3 separate regions of the Mus musculus genome follow, and all the other regions are linked to region 3. Evidence: chromatin loops called from intact Hi-C (ENCODE). Cell type or tissue: heart. All regions are shown on one strand. Each heading gives the region's core, and the rest is flanking DNA. Links, peaks and the distances in the headings are about the cores only.

Region 1 (5,827 bases), core at 394-5,393, 230 kb before region 3:
TGTGCTTTCAGAAAACACTTCCCAGAAGTTGTCACCTCAATGATGCTGGTCTCTTCTTAATCACCGCTAATTTCTTAGCTCCAGCTAACCAGCATCAATAGTCCCAGTAATGCAAAGGTTTTGCTTTAGTAGTTCTGGTATCTTGTTAATCACAGCTGATTCTTCAGCCCCAGCTAACCAGAACCACAGAATAATCAAACTCCAAAATAGCAATGTCCCTGAAAAGAGTCTTTAATTTTCCCTCTGAAACTTCACAAGCCAGGCCTCCATCTTCTGCACTGTTCTCAACATTATCTTCCAAGCTCCTACACAACATCCGACAGAGCTCTTAACAACGGATGGATCTTCAAGCCCAAAGTTCCAAAGTCCTTCCACAGTCCTCCCCAAAACATGGTCAGGTTGTCACAGGAATACCCCACACTGCTGGTACCAATTTGCCTTAGTCAGGGTTTCTATTCCTGCACAAACATCATGACCAAGAAGCAAGTTGGGGAGGAAAGGGTTTATTCGGCTTACACTTCCATACTGCTGTTCATCACCAAGGAAGCCAGGACTGGAACTCAAGCAGGTCAGGAAGCAGGAGCTGATGCAGAGGCCATGGAGGGATGTTCTTTACTGGCTTGCCTCACCTGGCTTGCTCAGCCTGCTTTCTTATAGAACCAAGACTACCAGCCCTGAGATGGTCCCACCCACAAGGGGCCTTTCCCCCTTGATCACTAATTGAGAAAATGCCTTACAATTGCATCTCATGGAGGCATTTCCTCAACTGAAGCTCCTTTCTCTGTGATAACTCCAGCTGTGTCAAGTTGACACAAAACTAGCCAGTACAGTAGCAAAGGCACATTGGCTATCCATGTCTCTTGTCTTTTCTCAGCTCTAACACCTTGATCAGAGCTGCCAGTTCAGCTTTCTAGGCTGGCATTCCTCCCAGGCTCTGCCCATATGATCTTGGAGTCTGAGACCACTGCTGCCCCAGCATACCTCTGTCCATCCTGAATGAGGCTGTTGTCATTGGAAAACCGTGTTACCTCTGCATCCATCTGAACAATCATGCAGAGGCCCATCAATTGAGCTCAGAGTCAGGCAGCAGAGCAGCTAATCCTGGGGGCATTCAAGAAGAGAGGCTGGGGCTGAGTCATTCTGGCATCATTTTTAACCAGGAGGTCATTGCTGCACTGATGTGTAAACAGGTCAGCTTCTGCCAATTAGTGACACATTGGCCATTGGCTGATGCCAAGGTCTGGAGTCTGAGTATGCATCCTCAGGGCCAAGCAATGTCAGCTGTAGTTGGCAGAGTAAAGCCTTCTTAGTGGAGCCTCAAATAGTCCAAGACCTCTAAGAGGTCTTGTGTTTTTGTTTTATTTCTGTTGCCACTAGGAAGTTATTTTAAACTGATGAAGAGACTTTATCCTCAGGTTTAGCAAGACATAATGTTGAACTTTATTAATTATCAACAAAAAGGCTGGTAGGTTTCCCTTTTACTTTTAGGGTTACCCTGGCCTTGGAGAGGGGGCACTTTTGATCTTATGGCCCCTCTTATCTACTTCTCTGTTTTAGGCATCTCTTACAGTCTTCTGGTTTGGCTTTGGCTGCTAACAGATCTTTGCTAGGTCTAGAGTCTGTTCCTTTTGTCCTCTCCTCTGCTTCTCCTTTGCAGTCTCTCTTCTATTAAATACTCTCTCTGCCACTATCATTAGATCTCTCAGACTTTTTCTTTTTTCCTAACCTCTCAATCTTCTGGAGCTTTTTCTTAAATATCTGGTGCTTCCTGATTAATAAAGCTAGAGTGATGGCTGCCTTTGCTTCTGGTGGTTTAGGGTCCATGGGGGTGTACTGTCAAAATGTCCCCATGACCCTCTCTAAAAAAGTTTTATTCCTGTCTAATATCATACACTCTGGCCAAATTTGTGGGCTGTCTTGTGGCCACCTTGAGACCTGCCAGCAAAGCCTGACAGTAGACTAAGAGCCTCTTCTTACCTTCAACAGAGTTAAAATACCAGTCTGAGCTAGATAGTGGAAAGCAAGCATTTGGGGGGGGGTCTTCTGTGGGGCCAGGAACCCGCTTCCTGGCCTATTCTGTGGTGAAGGGAACCTGTAGAATGTGGTAGACATAGCCTGTCTCATGTTAATATGTCCGTCAAAGCCACTTTGTCAAAGTCATCTCATCAAAGTCACCTGTCAAAATCATTTTATCAAGCTCATCTTGTCAAAGTCACCTCATCAAAGTCATGTAACAAGAGACACAAACACAACATACAAAAACACAAATAAAACCTTTCCTGTCTTTCAAGCAGAAAGAAGAAACAGCCAGAAAGTGTCACTCATGAAAAAGACCTCTCTATGCCACCCAAAACACAAGTCCAACCTTTTCTCTCTACCAGGCAGAAATGGGAAATAACCAGAAAGTGATGCACACCCACAAAAAATTAACCTGATTGGTGGGAGTCTCTCAGCTCCTCTGAGCCCACACCTATCCCAGACCAAGACTCAGGATGTCTCCTGGCCCCACCATAAGCCATGGCTCTCAGATACATCTATCCTAACTGCAACCTGCCACAGAAACAAATTCAAGGCCTTGTACCCAGAAGGATATGACACCGTTTAGAATCAATGAACAGAAAAAGGTACAACCAGAAACAAAAATCAACCAAAACCAGGGGGAAAAAAATACAGCCAGTAGTAACAAAAACCAACCAGAAGGTGGCACTCACAGCAGATGGATGTAGTGCCACTCAATCTGTGAACAGAGGCAACCAGCAACAAAAACCAAAACCAGAAAAAAATATAGCCTGTAGTAACAAGAACCAACCAGAAGGTGGTGCTCACAGAAGACTAATGTGGTCACTCAGACCTGGAAAAAAGGGATACAGCCCATAGTAACAAGAAACAACCAGAAGATGGTACTCTCTCACACACACACACACAGAACAACAACAATCCTCAGTACTGCACAAATATTTACTCAGACCTGGAAAAATCACTATGGCAACATAAGTCATTTATAATACACAAGTTTGTCATGATCTGTAGATCTCACAGAAAGTTTCTAACATTCAGACAAATTAGGCACCACCCAGATCACAAGCTTTTGTGCCACTGAATAATAAAAGAATTTCTGGGGGTATCGCCAATCCAGATTTCAAGTTCTTCTACAGAGGTATAGTAATAAAAACAGCTTGGTATTGGCATAAAAACAGACATGCAGATCAATAGAATCAAATTGAATATCTAGACATAAACCCACATATCTATGGACACCTGATTTTTTACAAAAAAAGCTAAAAATACACACTGTGTATTTCAACAAATTGTGCTAGTCAAAATGGATGGCTGGATCCAGTTTGGAATTCACTCTGTAGACCAAGACGACCTTGAACTCAGAGATCAGCCTGCCTCTGTCTCCCAAGTGTTGGGATTAAAGGCATATGCCACCACTACCCAGCTGTTAACACTAACCTTGGAAGGCTGAGTCAGGAGCATTTTGAGTCAGGAGAAATTGCATAGAAGAATGTAAATAGATCCATATTTATCACCCTGCACAAAACTGAACTTTTAATTGGGTCAAGGACCTTAACATAAGAGCAGATATACTAAACCTGATAGAAGAGAAGTGGGGAAATAATCTTGAACTTATTGACACAGGAAAAGACTTTCTAAACAGGCACTAAGATCAACAATTAATAAATGGTGATGTGCCAGGAAGTGTTTATGAATCCAAAAGACCACCAAGGAGCCATCTCTGACATAATAGCATTAGAGTCTCTTTATTACAAGCTCAGGCTTGGGCTCTCTTCCAACCCAACCCCGACACAAGAGGGCAGGAAGGGAAGGTGGAGCCACCTTGAACCCTCAACAAGACAAGTTTTTATAGGAAAATAGGAGCAAGTGATGTTGGAGTTCGTCAGAAGACCCTTACTCAGAACGACCTCAGAGACAGCCGCCATCGCTGCAAAACACATGAGGATTTTTATTGATCCAACATGTTGGGGACTCCCCTCCCAGCACACAGGCCAGAGGAGAGACCCAGAACAAAGAAAGAACACATTTTTTATACCTTTGTAAGGGGCATATTTGAGCAACAGGGTTCTCATTGGTGTAGCAAGTAACCCTTTCAGGCGTTGGTTGGTTTGTATAGGATGACTAAGTAACCCTTTGGCCTAATGACTCACTTTGCTTGCCCCCATGGTGGGTTATTATGATTTGGTCAGCAAAGTAATAGTACATTTTGAACTTATGGATCAGCTATTAACATCAGGGGAATTCTTGCAACAAGGTCAGGGTGGTTTATGGTCTTTGTGAGAATTCAGTGTGGGGGGGGGGCAGGAGAATTGCTAATCTTGTTATGGTTATTTCTCAGAGAACAGCTATTGTTTTGGTAGTTGCAAGCTTAATCATTTTGACCGCGAAAACTATGTTTTTACATTTGTTTAGTCAGCCAGCTTTCTTATCTGGCTCTGCACTTGGCCTGCTTGTGCAGTTTGGAAAGTCCTTTTCGAAGGGGGAAGGTACTGGGTGGTCTTCAATTCATTTTGGATATTACAGTGAGAGGGTGAGGGAGGTGGTGTCCAGTCTGTCAAGCATCTCATAGAATGACTGTAAGCCAACAGGTGGGTGCTCTGAAGCAAGAGTGTATAGAGTCACAAGCCATCTGAAACAATCAGACTAATCTTTGATTAACTGTTGCTAGGTGGGGGGTGGGTGGGTATGGGGGACTTTTGGTATAGCATTGGAAATGTAAATGAGCTAAATACCTAATAAAAAATGGAAAAAAAAACTGTTGCTAGGAAGTAGCTAGGGAGTAACTCTGGCCAGGGACAAGCTGTGGGGTCCTTCCTGGTACTTCGATGCAGCTTGGGTTCTGCTGTAGGTCAAGTTCTCAGGCTCTTTTTATTTTTTATTTTTCTTTTCTTTAAGATGGAGGCCAGTCCCAGGATGGAATAGGTTTGGCCTCTCAATGGGACCTTGTGAAACTGGGATGCTTCTGTATGGCAAAGGACACCATCACTTGAACAAAGTGGCAAGTTACAGAATTGGAGAAGGTCTTTACCAATTGCTTATCCTATAGAGGGTCAATAATACATAAAATGCATAAAGATCTCAAAAAATAGCCAGGCAGTGTTGACAGTGCCTTTAATCCCAGCACTCTGGAGGCAAAGGCTCCTGATCTCTGAGTTCAAGGTCAGCCTGCTCTACAGAGCAAGTTGTAGGACAGCCAGGACTATACAGAGAAACCCTGTATTGAACAACAAAACAAACAAAAGAACTAAAAAAAAAAATCAAAAAACAAAAAATTTAACATCAAGGCTGGAGTGGATAAAAGCACTGGCTGTTCTTCCAGAGGACTGGGGTTCAATTCTCAGCACCCACATGGCAGCTCACAATTCTCTGTAAGTCCAAGATCTGACACCCTCACACAGACACCAAAGCAAAAGAGCAATACACATGAAATTCAATATTAAAAAAAAAAAAAACCCTGAACATCAAGAAAACAAATAACCCAATTTAAAAATGGGGCACAGTGGGCTGAAGAGACAGTTCAATGGTTAAGAACACTGACTGCTCTTCCAGAGATTCTGAGCTCAATTCCCAGCAACCACATGGTGGCTCACAACCATCTGTAATGGGATCTGATGCCCTCTTCTGGTGTGTCTGAAGATAGGAACAGTGTACTCACATTAAATAAATAAATAAATAAATAGATAAATAAATAAATAAATAAATAAATGGCTGAGAAACACTTTAAAACTGTAACTGTTCAAAGCCAGCCGTGGTGGCATATGCCTTTAATCCCAGCACTAGGGAGGCAGAGGCAGGCAGATTTCTGAGT
Region 2 (5,827 bases), core at 394-5,393, 180 kb before region 3:
GGCTATAGAAGGCTACAGGGCTCATAGAGTTTAGGGCAGGAAAGGTTACTATTCAAAATAAAAACAGGCACATACTCTTCCCTCCTTTCTCCACATCTGACCTGTCATTAGGCCCTGCTAGCATGGACACGGAGAAGCAGCGGTACTGCGTGGAGAAGCGGTTCTGGAAGACCCGGGGAATCGGGTGGTCAAACATGTTGAAAGAAAACTAGGAGAAAGAAAGAAAGAAATGGTATTATTATTAAAACAAAGAAACAAAGGCACTGTAAAAAAAAAAGAGGCTGGTCATCAAGTCCTGAATCCCGGTGACCTTGACTTAGCCTCCCACATAACAAATGTACACAAATGTGCACTGTATCTACCTCAAAGGTATGTTTCTTTAGGCCAAGCACTAACATAGCAAGTCATCAGTGCGTATAAATGTGGTCAAAGAACACAGCAAACTAAAATCTCAACTAACCAGAATGTTCTTTTGACCACCTCGGCGGCACGGTGAACCTCAAATCCTTCTTGTGCCTCCCAAACTCATCCCTCAGGTCCAGTTTCTATTATCTATAGACAGTGCAACTTTACTAAATATAAAACCAGGCCTTCCCCTCCTATTCTTCTGCTACTATTCCCTATTCTCAAGATGGATCAAGGCTGGGCCTTACATACACTTCACAGAGACTCATTACTGACCATCCACCATCTCCTAACCTAACGTTTCTGTCTCTGGACTTGTAACTCCACCTGGAGCCCTTTCCCCACCATCCTTAACTTAGAAGCCACCTCTTTTCCTGAGTGCCTACCATTTGTGTGGCTCCAATCTGGACTTTAGGGGATATCACTTTAGTAATGTTTGGGTACTGCAGGCAGATATCACCTCTGCCCTGGGGAACTTGATATGAAAGACAAGGAAGATAACAATAAAATACCTATGTCTAGGAGTTTTAAAGACAAGAAACAGGTATCGGGACAGAGAGCACCCGAGAATGGATGTTAACCAAGTGTTCAGGAGGAGACCCTCATTAAAGACCTACATGTCTGAGTGTCAACTGGGCAAGAAACCCAAAAGAGCATTGCAGGTGGTGAAAAGCAGATGCCCATGTATGTATTCCTCCACCTGGCTTTCAGTAACAATGCTTTTTCTTCTTCAGCAAGCCTCCCTTGCTTTGGCAGGGGTCAGAGTTAGTGCTTCTCCTGGTGCTCACAGCACAGAACAGACCTGCACACTGCATATCAAGTATTTTCTCATACCAGCCAGCAAAGTCAAGACACGAAGAACTACATCCAAGACAGTCTGCTGACCTTCACATGCACATACGGGCTCACATACCCACCCGAAGGCTTCTATTCTCAAGCCCACGTGCACACCAACATCCCCCACCAATAAACTGTTCTTCAGTTACTAGTACACAAGTTTTCAGTCTTTTTTTTTTTTTTTTTTGGTTTATTCGAGACAGGGTTTCTCTGTATCGTCCTGGCTGTCCTGGAACTCACTTTGTAGACCAGGCTGGCCTTGAACTCAGAAATCTGCCTGCCTCTGCTTCCCTAGTGCTGGGATTAAAGGCGTGCTTCAGTCTTTTATCTTTTTCTTTAAGTACCAGAACTGTGTGACTCAGTCTTAGGTGCATAACCCACAAAGCCCTTTTTTGAGCCATGGGGTTGGGGGGTGGGGGGTGTGTGCTCGTCAAAGCATCTTCACCTATGCCATCCATCTAACCTACTGCTTCTCTCTGGAACATAAACAACGTACATGAAGTATGCAACACCCGAACGGTATCCTTCCAACTCAGCCACCAATGAACATGAGCTTCTATCATCCATGTTACTTCCTTTAAAGCTTTTATGCCTAACACATCAAACACTCAGTGCTGGTTATGTAAATGAACTTAGACAGGGACTTACTGTGACACTCAGGATAAAAATCTAATAATCACTTCTTGTTTTTAACAAACAAACAAATGGCACGGAGTCAACACTATATACAGGAGTGATGAGACATCACTGCAGCCGGATGGACTTGACTTCCAACCTCTGAGCCTCACTTTCCTGAGTACCACCTCTCTAAGTTTTAGTTCTACCGGTAAATATAATAACTACGTACCTATGTTCCATGGGGAATGCAGGAATTAAATAAGTATACGTTGATAGAAAAAAGGCGCACTACATATTACCTATTGTCGTTATCACAACGTGATGAACACAACGTGACATACAGCCTAAGACATGATTTCTACTAAATAAAAGGTCAGGGAACTTTGGCTGAGCTTAATGTCCTTCGTTTTCTCCTCCCTCGCGCCACTCCCCCAAGAAATCTCCAGTTAACTCCGAGTTCATGGAAACTTGTTGCGTGTCGAGCACTTATGAGAACTATCGACATAAAGTAGCAGGTTCCTTTTTACTCTCGGGGCTGCTGTCCCGCCGAAAGGCATTCGAGTCATGACTCGGACAAGCTAAGAAGAAAAGAGGTGGCTCGTAATTATGGGTCCCACTTGGGACAGAAGCTCTCGGGACAGTGTCGGGGCCCGACGCAGGCCCGGGTGACTCGGCACCTCCGCCACCAGGTCCAGGCCCTCCCTGCCAGCTCCAGGGGCAACTCTGGCATCATCCGGTTCGCGATCCCCGGTCAACTCACCATGACTGACAGCGTTTGGTGATGCCGCTTCTTTTCCTGAACCTTACAATAAAAACCCACAGCTCCCTCTTTGCAGTCCAGGCCACTGCTCTGAAACCCAGAAACCGCGAGAGGCTCGCCGGAAGTGACGGAACACCGCAGGGGATGGGGTACGGAGGCCTGAAGTCAGCGGCGGAAAAACAGAAAGTCATGGGAAGGCCTGAGGTTTGAATATTACTTAAAGTAAACATTAAAACACTTGATAATTGATTTCACAGGATAGCGACTGTTTATAATGTTTAGATAGTACTCTCTTCCAAACAACTTGATAGGAGCCGTTCTCCTTACGGACTACAATACCCAGAATGCAGCTAGAGTTTCCGGCGTTGATCCCGGCCATCATGGATTCGGGCGGAAGTAATCTATAGCTCACTCTAATTCGACGAACCGTGTATTGGAAACTTATTGGAAACACATTCAAATAATGTGTGACTGAATTTACTTTATGTCTAAGAGTATATTGTTTTCTAAGTATGCCAGGGTCAGATAATAGACCTTCCTTCCCGAAGTAAAGATGTCTGCCAAACATAGGTGGTTTTGGGTGACTGGACGTTAGCGTCAACACCGGCAACAAGGTTCGCAGCCTGAGGAAAGATGTTTCATTTTTTGAGGGACGGGCGGGTCTTATCCAGCTGCGAATAGCAGAGCATTATTGGCTGTCCCCAGTAGGAACCAATCAGAAAGGAGGAAAGGCTAAGAATTATTGGCTGCTGGCGTGGACCAATCAGAAGAGCTGTGATTTGGCGGGAGTCTTGACGACCTCCGGGGCTGTCCGTGTCTCAGCGCCAGTTCTAGGTATCCGCCGCTGTGGCTATGTTCGTGACCGATTTCCGCAAGGAGTTCTACGAGACGGTCCACAACCAGGTGACTCCCATTCCACGATCCTGATCCAAACCTTATCTGGGGGCTGGGGAGAAGAGGGCGAGTGTCCGTGGATGGGCCGGGAGGTCAGAGAGTTGCCACAGAGTTTAGCGTCCCTGTGTTCAACTCATCTGTCCACGTTTGCTTCTACAGAGGGTCCTTCTCTTTGTGGCCTCGGACGTGGATGCCTTGTGTGCTTGCAAGATCCTCCAGGTGAGCTTTGAATACCTTAGGAAGGTAGGACAGGAGGGAGAGGTGACAGATCAGGGTTGGCCCCAGCAGGGGGTAGGTCACAGAAGGGGAGGGACCAGAAGGAGCAGGCAGGAGGTGAGGAACCCAAAATATCCTCTCTGACCTATACTGGAGCTAGAGAGAAGTATAGTGCAAACAGTGAGACAAGTACGTAGTGTTTTATACAGTAACCCAAGTGAAAATGGTTTCACTTCTGAAATCTTTGAATTTGTAAATGACCTCTCAAAGATGGAATTTGAGAGAGGAGATGTGACAGTGGGGAGTGGTATAATAGGGAGTGCAGGAAATACAGGAGCCCCGAGTCTATTAGAGAAGATTGTTAGTTTGGGCTCTGACCATAGTGTGGTTTGTTTTTTTGTTTTTGTTTTTTCAAGACAGGGTTTCTCTGTGTAGCCCTGGCTGTCCTGGAACTCACTTTATAGACCAGGCTGGCCTCGAACTCAAATCCATCTCCCTCTGCCTTCCGAGTGCTGGGATTAAAGGCGTGCGTGCGCCACCACACCCGGCTCATAGTGTGGTTTTTACAATGTGCTGGGGTTAGGAATTTTTCAGAACCCCTGTAATTAAAATTAGGGTATTTTTTTTCTCTTAATGTTTTACTTTGGCACACTGTACAGATTCAGATTGAATTCTTGCTCACAGCCTTGCCACGTAGCTTCTCCTATTGACCTTTTACCAAACAGCATATCACATAGATCTTTGTCTCAACTCAACTAGTCTGCTTCTGGTGATTGCAGGTAAGTTATCTTTAATGAGGGTTTCTGACCACATGCTCTCTCTCCAGGCCCTGTTTCAGTGTGACCACGTCCAGTATACGCTGGTTCCGGTTTCTGGGTGGCAAGAACTTGAAACTGCATATCTTGAACATAAAGAGCAGGTATGAACTAATGAATTGGAGAATAATTAGGCCACTCTACTCAGTGGCAGGTTCTTAATACTTAGCATTTGTCCAGTTCTGAAGTAGGAGAAGGGTGTTTTTGAAGTATCAGTTTTATTAGGCTTAAAGTTATGGTGGCGGAATCAACATTTGCCAAGGAACCACCAATTTAAGGTAGGTTTGAACTACATCTAGCAAGACTGAGGCCAGCCTGGGCTACACGACAAGATCCTGTCTCAAAAATAAAAACAGTTTAGTTGTGGGCAGCACCTACTCTGACCTCACTTGTTGTTTCCATTTATTTATTTATTTTGTATCCCATATCAGCCTCCTTCCTCCTAGTTACCCCCCCCCACAGTACCTCCTCCTATTCCCTTTTCTGAGAAGGAGAACCACCCCCCCTTACAGGGTGTTACCCCCCCCACCCCCACCCTCCCAGCTCATCAAGTCACTGCAGGACCTCTCCCACTGAGGCCAGACAAAACAGCCCAGTTAGGGGAATGGAATCCACATAAAGGCAACAGAGTCAGAGCAGCCCCCTCTTGAGTTGTTGGGGATCCACGTGAAGATGAAGCTGCACTTGCTACATATGTGTGCAGGGGGAGTGGGGGGCAGCAGGCTAGATCCAGCTCATGCTTGCTCTTGGGGAGGGGGTTCAGTCCTAACCTCACTTATTTCATTAGGATACACTACTGCTCTATGTTATCTCTAGAAAATGCATTCCAGTTATCAAACACGTTTTCACTTTGGAATTAAACGGTAGAACCAAGACTCCTTACCTCTGCCTGGGACCAGATGAGAATGGGTTATTGAAGGCCCTATAGGGAATGGGTAGGGCATGTCAAAATGCATTTGGAGTCCCTGGCTGCTTCTAGGATGACTTGGAAGAGATTCATTTATAATTTGAAGTACTTATATCAGTCGAGTTTTTTACCTCCAGTATTTTGAGACAAGATCTTATTTGCTAGCCGAGGACAATCCTCCTTCCTTGGCCTTCAAAGTGTTGTATTACAGGTGTGAGCCCATAGGCAGGCAATTTGGTGTTACTAAGGAAAGGTTTTACCTATAGTGATTGTTTGATAAAGGATCTAATATTGAGGAGGCCACGTGAGGCTGCCCAAGATTTACTGCAAGCCTAACCCACACAGTGCTGGTGATGTGGTAAGCTGTAGGGGACA
Region 3 (5,827 bases), core at 450-5,449:
CATGTCCTATCCGTCTCAGAAATGGGGCTGGACTCCATAGGCCTGGTTTTAATCTCATGCGGGTCCCCAGCTCATTCTAAGCTGCACTTGCTGTCCTGTGCTTAGGCACAAAACCTGGGCATTACAGCTTGAGCCAGGCCTGTTCTGAGGTAGTTATGGGGTGGGGGAGCTGTAGAAGGTTTTGCAAAGGGAGGTCTCACCTGCTGCACACAGTTTGACCTTAGCCCTCAACCTCCGAAGTGAACGGCAGTAACAGTAAACATTCTAGAATTTTCTTACCATTGGCCCCAGTTGCTCCCATCTCTCTGTCACCCAGAACAAACTTCCCCACCTCTAAACCTCAGCATCTTCATTAACTGCCTCACCGTGTCTAGTCACTATGGTTTGCACCAATGCTATCTCCCAAAGAGTGCTCTGCTTACCCAACTGGCATTACGGTGCCAGGGAAAAGTCAGCTCCCCCTGCCGTCTGTGCTGAGGGGAGACACAGCATGATTTAACAAAAAGAGAAGGGTTTGGGTTGGTTGTTTTTTTTTTTTTTTTTTTTTTCTGAAAAGTGAGCTATTTGTAGCCCCAGTTGCTTGAACAGATTTTTCTTGACATAGCTTATTTTTTTCACTCATTAACTTCTTTTCCTTATGAATTAAAAAAAAAAAGTAGCATTTCCCCCACGCAGAAGTCTTCTGTTTACTTCTCTTTGTACTACAGCCAGCTCTAGGACAGAAAAGCAAAGCAAGTGCCGCTGGAAGCCATAACGTCTTCAACAGGTAAACGCAGGTGTGCAAGTCCCCACCCTGCCACTCCTGCTGCCTCTCTGACCCTTGAGAGAGCCCATCAGAGACTGCTGTCTGTGCTTTCCCATGGGCAAAAGCCATACAGGAGTTTTGTTTAGACCTCAGCCCCTGGCTATTCCGGCCAGAGTCTATGACCTTTGTGACACTCACACTGTACACAAGGCAGACCTGGGGACGGGTCCTGCAAATCTGATAATGCCTTCATGGCCCATTTTCCTGACCTCAGCAATGTCCCCTGTGCATACAGTGTCTGTTGAGTCACAATTATTATTACTCCTCAGTACAGCATGGCAACCTCTTTCCTCTGTGAGCGACTTGAAGCCACCCCAGGACTCACAGTCATAGGTGACTAGAGTCCCAGGACAAGGGAGCAGATCCCAGCTCTCCCATAGGACTGAACAACTCAAGCTCCCCACAGATGTTTTCACATGTGGTACCAAGCCAGGTTGCCCCTAACTGCACCCTTCAAAGTCTATCTCTCAGGCCTCGGTGACACCCGCCCATTCACCTCCCACTGAGCATCTGACCAGCTGCACGTCTCCACAGCCGTTTTACCCAAGTCGAGGGCTCATCAGAATTGTTTTATAATTTATTCCTCTTCTATACACAAGCTTCTTTCCCCTCTCCTACACTTCCCTCCGGGCCAAGGCAGCCAAGCACAACCCCCTAACTAGAGGAGACCAGGAGTGTCCCTCCCATCAGTGCCCCAGGGAAGATACTTCCTTTTCCCCCCACTTTGTTTCTGCCGTTGGAGTGACAGTAACAGTCAGCTCAGGCTTAATGTCCTAGCTTTCCTTCGTGGGTTTCTCCAGACTCAGAACTGGCAAGCTCAGAAGTCCTGACATTGTGTTTCTGTCCCTGCCTCAGACTGCACATATTCCTCTAACAGAGTTCCAAATTCCCCCAAGAACGCCATGAAAAAAGTCACTGGTGAAGCCAAACCTAAGAGATGTGTAGACACTTTTACTTCTACATTGTTTTATACACAAAATGATTAGCACTTGATCACGTGTGAGTGCCCTCTCTAGATCCCAAAGATGCACCACAGTGTGTCATATGCCCCATCTGATCCTTAGGCTGTAGAAGAAAGATTTGGACAATGGAACATCCCTACCCTGGTCACAGACTCTCTGGTGAGGTTTAAGCCACCACCTGGGATGTGACAGTAACACAGAAGTTATTCACACCGTGGGTCACTTAGTCCTATCAACTTTTTGAAGATTCAGAGTCACAGCATCTTCATGCATAAATGTGGCTCTGAGCATGGACTTGTCTTTATGTGTCCCTCAGCCCCCTTCAACCCCTCTCCAGGGGGGTAGCTGGGGAGAGCACAGATCACAGAAAACCGGGACCAGAGCTGGAGCAAGGAGGGCTAAGGTGGCCTTCGGATTGTGTCCTTCTAGCCATACACCTCAAGTACTCCCATCTTACAACCACACCCTGCCTGCCGTGTGCTTTCCATCTTGCCCAGGCGTTTGTGTGTGTCCAGTGTAGAATGCCTAGCACCCAGCAGACTGCAGGAGAGCTCGGGTTCTGGACTTGTGCTCAATGTACCAAGGGTAGGGCTCCAGGTCTGCCCCTTCCAAATGCTTCTTGATGGGGTGAAAAAGGGGTCTTTATATCACCTGAACTCATTCATCGGCTGCATGAAGCACAGTCCTGGGACATGCTTTATAGAATGGCCACTCGATGGAAGGTCAGAGGCCCAGGAACCAACCGGCTTCCAGCGACAGCCAAGGGAGAACAGAGTCTAGGCCTGGGCTAGATGACAGGAAGGGGAGGGGGCGTTCCGGACGAAGCCGTGGGAATAGCCCGGCTGCACTCGCGCGGCCGGGAGAACCAAAGGCCTGGGGGGAACCACAGCGGGACGCCTCAGTCCCCGCCCCCACCGGCCTCTCCGGGTCGCGCGTGGGCGCGGCGGGCGCCGATTGGCTGGCGGGCGCGCGGGCGGGGCGGGTGGTGGCGGCGCGGAGGGGCGGGTCACCCCTCAGCCGGCCTCGGCCTCCACCGCTGGTCGCCGCGCCCCGCCCGCGCGCCCGCCGCCACACGTCCCCCGCCGGCGGCCACCATGAGCACAGGACTGCGGTACAAAAGCAAGCTGGCGACCCCAGGTGAGCCCAGAGCCTGTCCGCGTGCCCGCGCTCCTTTGTCCCCGCCGCCCGCCCGCCTCTCACCGTCTGTCTCCGTCTCTCCCCTGCCCGCCGGCCCGGACCCTCCCGGACCCGCCCGGACCCGGATCACGACCCGGACCATGCAGAGGACAAACAGGTACTGGCGTTGCGCCGCTCGGCCGGTGGTGAGATCGGACCGGCTGTCACCCATTGTGGCACCGATGCTGGTGGCGCCCAGGCGTGACCCCGCCCCCGCCGGCCGTCACCCAGTCCTTTGGCGTTAATCGATTGTCTGTAGGGGCAGCGCCGCTGCTCCTGGGGCTACGGAGGGGAAGTGTAGGCACTGCGCTTGGTTCCCTGACCTGTATAGCAGCGGCCTAGGCACCTCCCCAGAAAGGGAGGCTGGGATAAGGGCCTCTCTCCTCTAGTCCAGGGCCAGCATCCCCTTTTTAACCTGACCGGAAGGCCTCGTGCTGGGGGTCCTGGGTGAGGCTGTAGTTATGACAGGCCAGGAATGGGGGGGGGGGCCCACCAGTCTCCTGAGCAATACCATGGGGCCTCTGCTTCATGCCCATGCACCTTTGGGTGTCTCTCTTCTGTGCCTAAATTTATGCTCACTAGTCTTTGGCAGAGCATCTTCCAAGACCTGGAACTTGCAAGGCTCCCCATCTGAGTCATCCTAGCACTAGCCCTCCAAACCTTGAGTACAGCCAGGCTGTGGCCTTCCAGAGGGGGGCTAGCCTGATTTCCCCACCCCAGGGAAAGTACCAGCCTACCGGGTAACCTGTGAAAATCCAAAGGAGCTGAGGGTTGTGAAACCAGAGTGCTGTGGAAGTGGGTGACCAAAGGGATGTCCTCTGTGGCTTGAGCTAGGCCCTGTTTGAAGATGGGGTGGGGGAGGCCCAATTCTGACACCAGAAGGCTTCAGCAAGCCTTGCTGGGGATGGGTGTTCTCGCCTAGCATTGGACTCCAGAGTACTAGACCAGAGTACATCATCAGACAGAGCAAAAGCAGCTGGCAGATGGGGTGAGCCGGAGAGTCACAGTCTCCTGGCAGGGACATGCCCCGCCCAAGGCTGATGAGACTCACTGGGAGGGGCTCCCCCAGGAGAACTGCCTCCCCATCCCAGTAAGCCAGACAAAGCCCGATGGGGACACATGCTATTGTGTAAGGGAGAGGGGGGCCAGAGGCTAGGAAGGCAAGGACCTAGGCTTCTCCTGGGCCTCTGGAAGGTCTTCCAAGTCACCTGGCTGGGGTACTTGCTGCTTAGCACCATCCATGTTCTCCTGTCTGTTGCTGCTAGGATGGAGACCCCTCCCCCTTCCTGATGGAGTATGAGTCCTTCAGGCCTGCATCTGCCCATCCTCTGGTTAGCTAGGAGCCAGCCTTATGCCACTCCCTATCCCCAGGCCTGAAGGAAGAGAGCGCTGGGTGAAGGCAGATGGAGTGAGCCCCAGAACAGTGCTGGAGCTCTGGTGTCCGAGCTGGGACCTTGTGGGCCTGGGGGAACAGTGTGGAATACCTTGGTTCCCAATATGGCTGCACAGGGCCGGGCTTAACCAGGCCTCTTTCTGACTCTAACTGGGGGAGGGGGTAGAGCAGCAGTCTGGGTAGAAGGAGGTGTCTGTCTGCCCTTTGCACCCATATCTCTTCTCAGGCAGTGATGAGGACTTTGTTGGTTGTGCCTGCCGCTTCAGAGCCTAGTCATAATTCTAAGAATGGGAAGCCTCAACAGGCTCCTTCTCACGAAGAGGTGTGTTTTGCTGTGTATGGCTTCATATCCCTGAGGAATATTTGTTGAGCCTCTGGGACTAGAAAAAGGGGGTGCAAGGCTCCTCCCCTAGGGCTTCTCCAGGGAATACACAGGCTATGATGGCCTGCTTGGGTGATACTTAGACAGGCTGTTTGGCTGGGATGTCCCCTAAGCATGTACATTCCCAATGAACAAGTTGAAAGGCAGTCAGTCTAAGACCTACTAGGTCTGTTCAGCATCAGGGTATGGTTCAGCCAAGGGCATCTGTGTGCTCTTCCAGAGATGCCCGCCCTAGGTCGGAGATAGCAACCTGCCTAGGTGATGCTGGGCTGAGAGCTGTGTTTGCGGTGATTGGGGTGGAGTGGGGGGTGAGGGGGTGAGGGATAGGACTCAGTCTAAATGCTTCATGTAGGTCAGACAGGAACCAGTAGCCACTTTCTGGGAGCCAGAACTGGGAGGCTTCTTTTCAGCCCTGGGATGAATGGCTCTCCTGTTGCAGCTGTGGGCTCAGGCTCCTCCCCAGGTGCTAGTCACCCCGGGGGTGCCCATAGCAAGACCCAGGGTGGAGGCCCCTCCAGGAAGCTAAGACGGTGAGGCTTCATGGAGGAGGGGTGGTACCTGCATAGAGGAGGGAGGTCTCCTGGTCCTTTGCCCACTCTGGACAGTGGCTTGTCTAGTTTCTTGCAGCCTGGGGCTGGAGCTCTGATTCTGGTGGGGTTAGAAATGAGGACTGAGGAAAAGTTTGGTGGCTCACAGCCAATGGCTTCCCAATTCCTGGAACATCTGGTACCTAAAGTGTTGGCATGTTGTGGGCAGAAGTTTTGCCTAGCTGAGGGCTAGCTAAAGCTTCCAAGCTCTGAAGGAAGCCGGCCATCTGAACTCTGGCCACTGCATCCCAGGCACCCTTAATTTGTTTTTTTGAGATAGAGTCTATGTAGTCCTGACTGTCCTGGACTTCGCTATGTAGACCAGGCTGGCCCAAAACTCAGAGACATCCGCCTGCCTCTGCCTCTCAAGTGCTGAGATTAAAGACCTGTTCCCCTCACCCACAGCAGGGCTTAGTAGGGGAGATGCGCTCTGTCCTCAGTGCATATGAAGATGCCACGCGGGAAAGAATTTCCCCCAATCACCCGCATGTGCACAAACGCAGGGGGCGGGTAGGAAGGAGT

Evidence for each region. Hi-C counts contacts between places; a loop is a spot of excess contacts. Peaks named below come from ENCODE experiments on the same cell type or tissue, not always from the same donor. Only the 100,000 strongest peaks of a DNase experiment are listed, where the experiment ranks them.
Region 1: a loop joins it to region 3, with 3 times the contacts of the local background. A loop is called at or near these places in 4 of 42 quality-filtered maps.
Region 2: a loop joins it to region 3, with 3 times the contacts of the local background. A loop is called at or near these places in 2 of 42 quality-filtered maps.

Annotation. Positions count from the first base shown.
Region 1 is chr16:18,855,727-18,861,553 of GRCm38, reverse strand. No RefSeq gene overlaps it. Among named protein-coding and RNA genes, the nearest start is that of Mrpl40, 18 kb to the left of the region's middle. In heart, for the core only: a CTCF peak has its summit at 2,766 (motif pointing right); a DNase peak (open chromatin) is centred at 1,163.
Region 2 is chr16:18,809,211-18,815,037 of GRCm38, reverse strand. It overlaps Cdc45 (cell division cycle 45), which reads left to right and starts at 3,066. Exons shown (of 19, transcript NM_001358206.1): 1 at 3,066-3,523; 2 at 3,674-3,733; 3 at 4,557-4,649. The coding sequence starts at 3,473. It overlaps Ufd1 (ubiquitin recognition factor in ER-associated degradation 1), which reads right to left and starts at 2,744. Exons shown (of 12, transcript NM_011672.4): 1 at 2,621-2,744; 2 at 76-208. The coding sequence starts at 2,623. In heart, for the core only: CTCF peaks have their summits at 2,550 and 3,412; DNase peaks (open chromatin) are centred at 2,737 and 3,307; H3K4me3 peaks cover 3,160 bases; H3K27ac peaks cover 2,074 bases.
Region 3 is chr16:18,626,885-18,632,711 of GRCm38, reverse strand. It overlaps Septin5 (septin 5), which reads left to right and starts at 2,774. Exons shown (of 12, transcript NM_213614.2): 1 at 2,774-2,904; 2 at 3,051-3,061. The coding sequence starts at 2,862. In heart, for the core only: no CTCF peak of the experiment used is centred there; DNase peaks (open chromatin) are centred at 2,711, 3,111, 3,841 and 5,351; H3K4me3 peaks cover 1,834 bases; H3K27ac peaks cover 966 bases; H3K27me3 peaks cover 3,783 bases.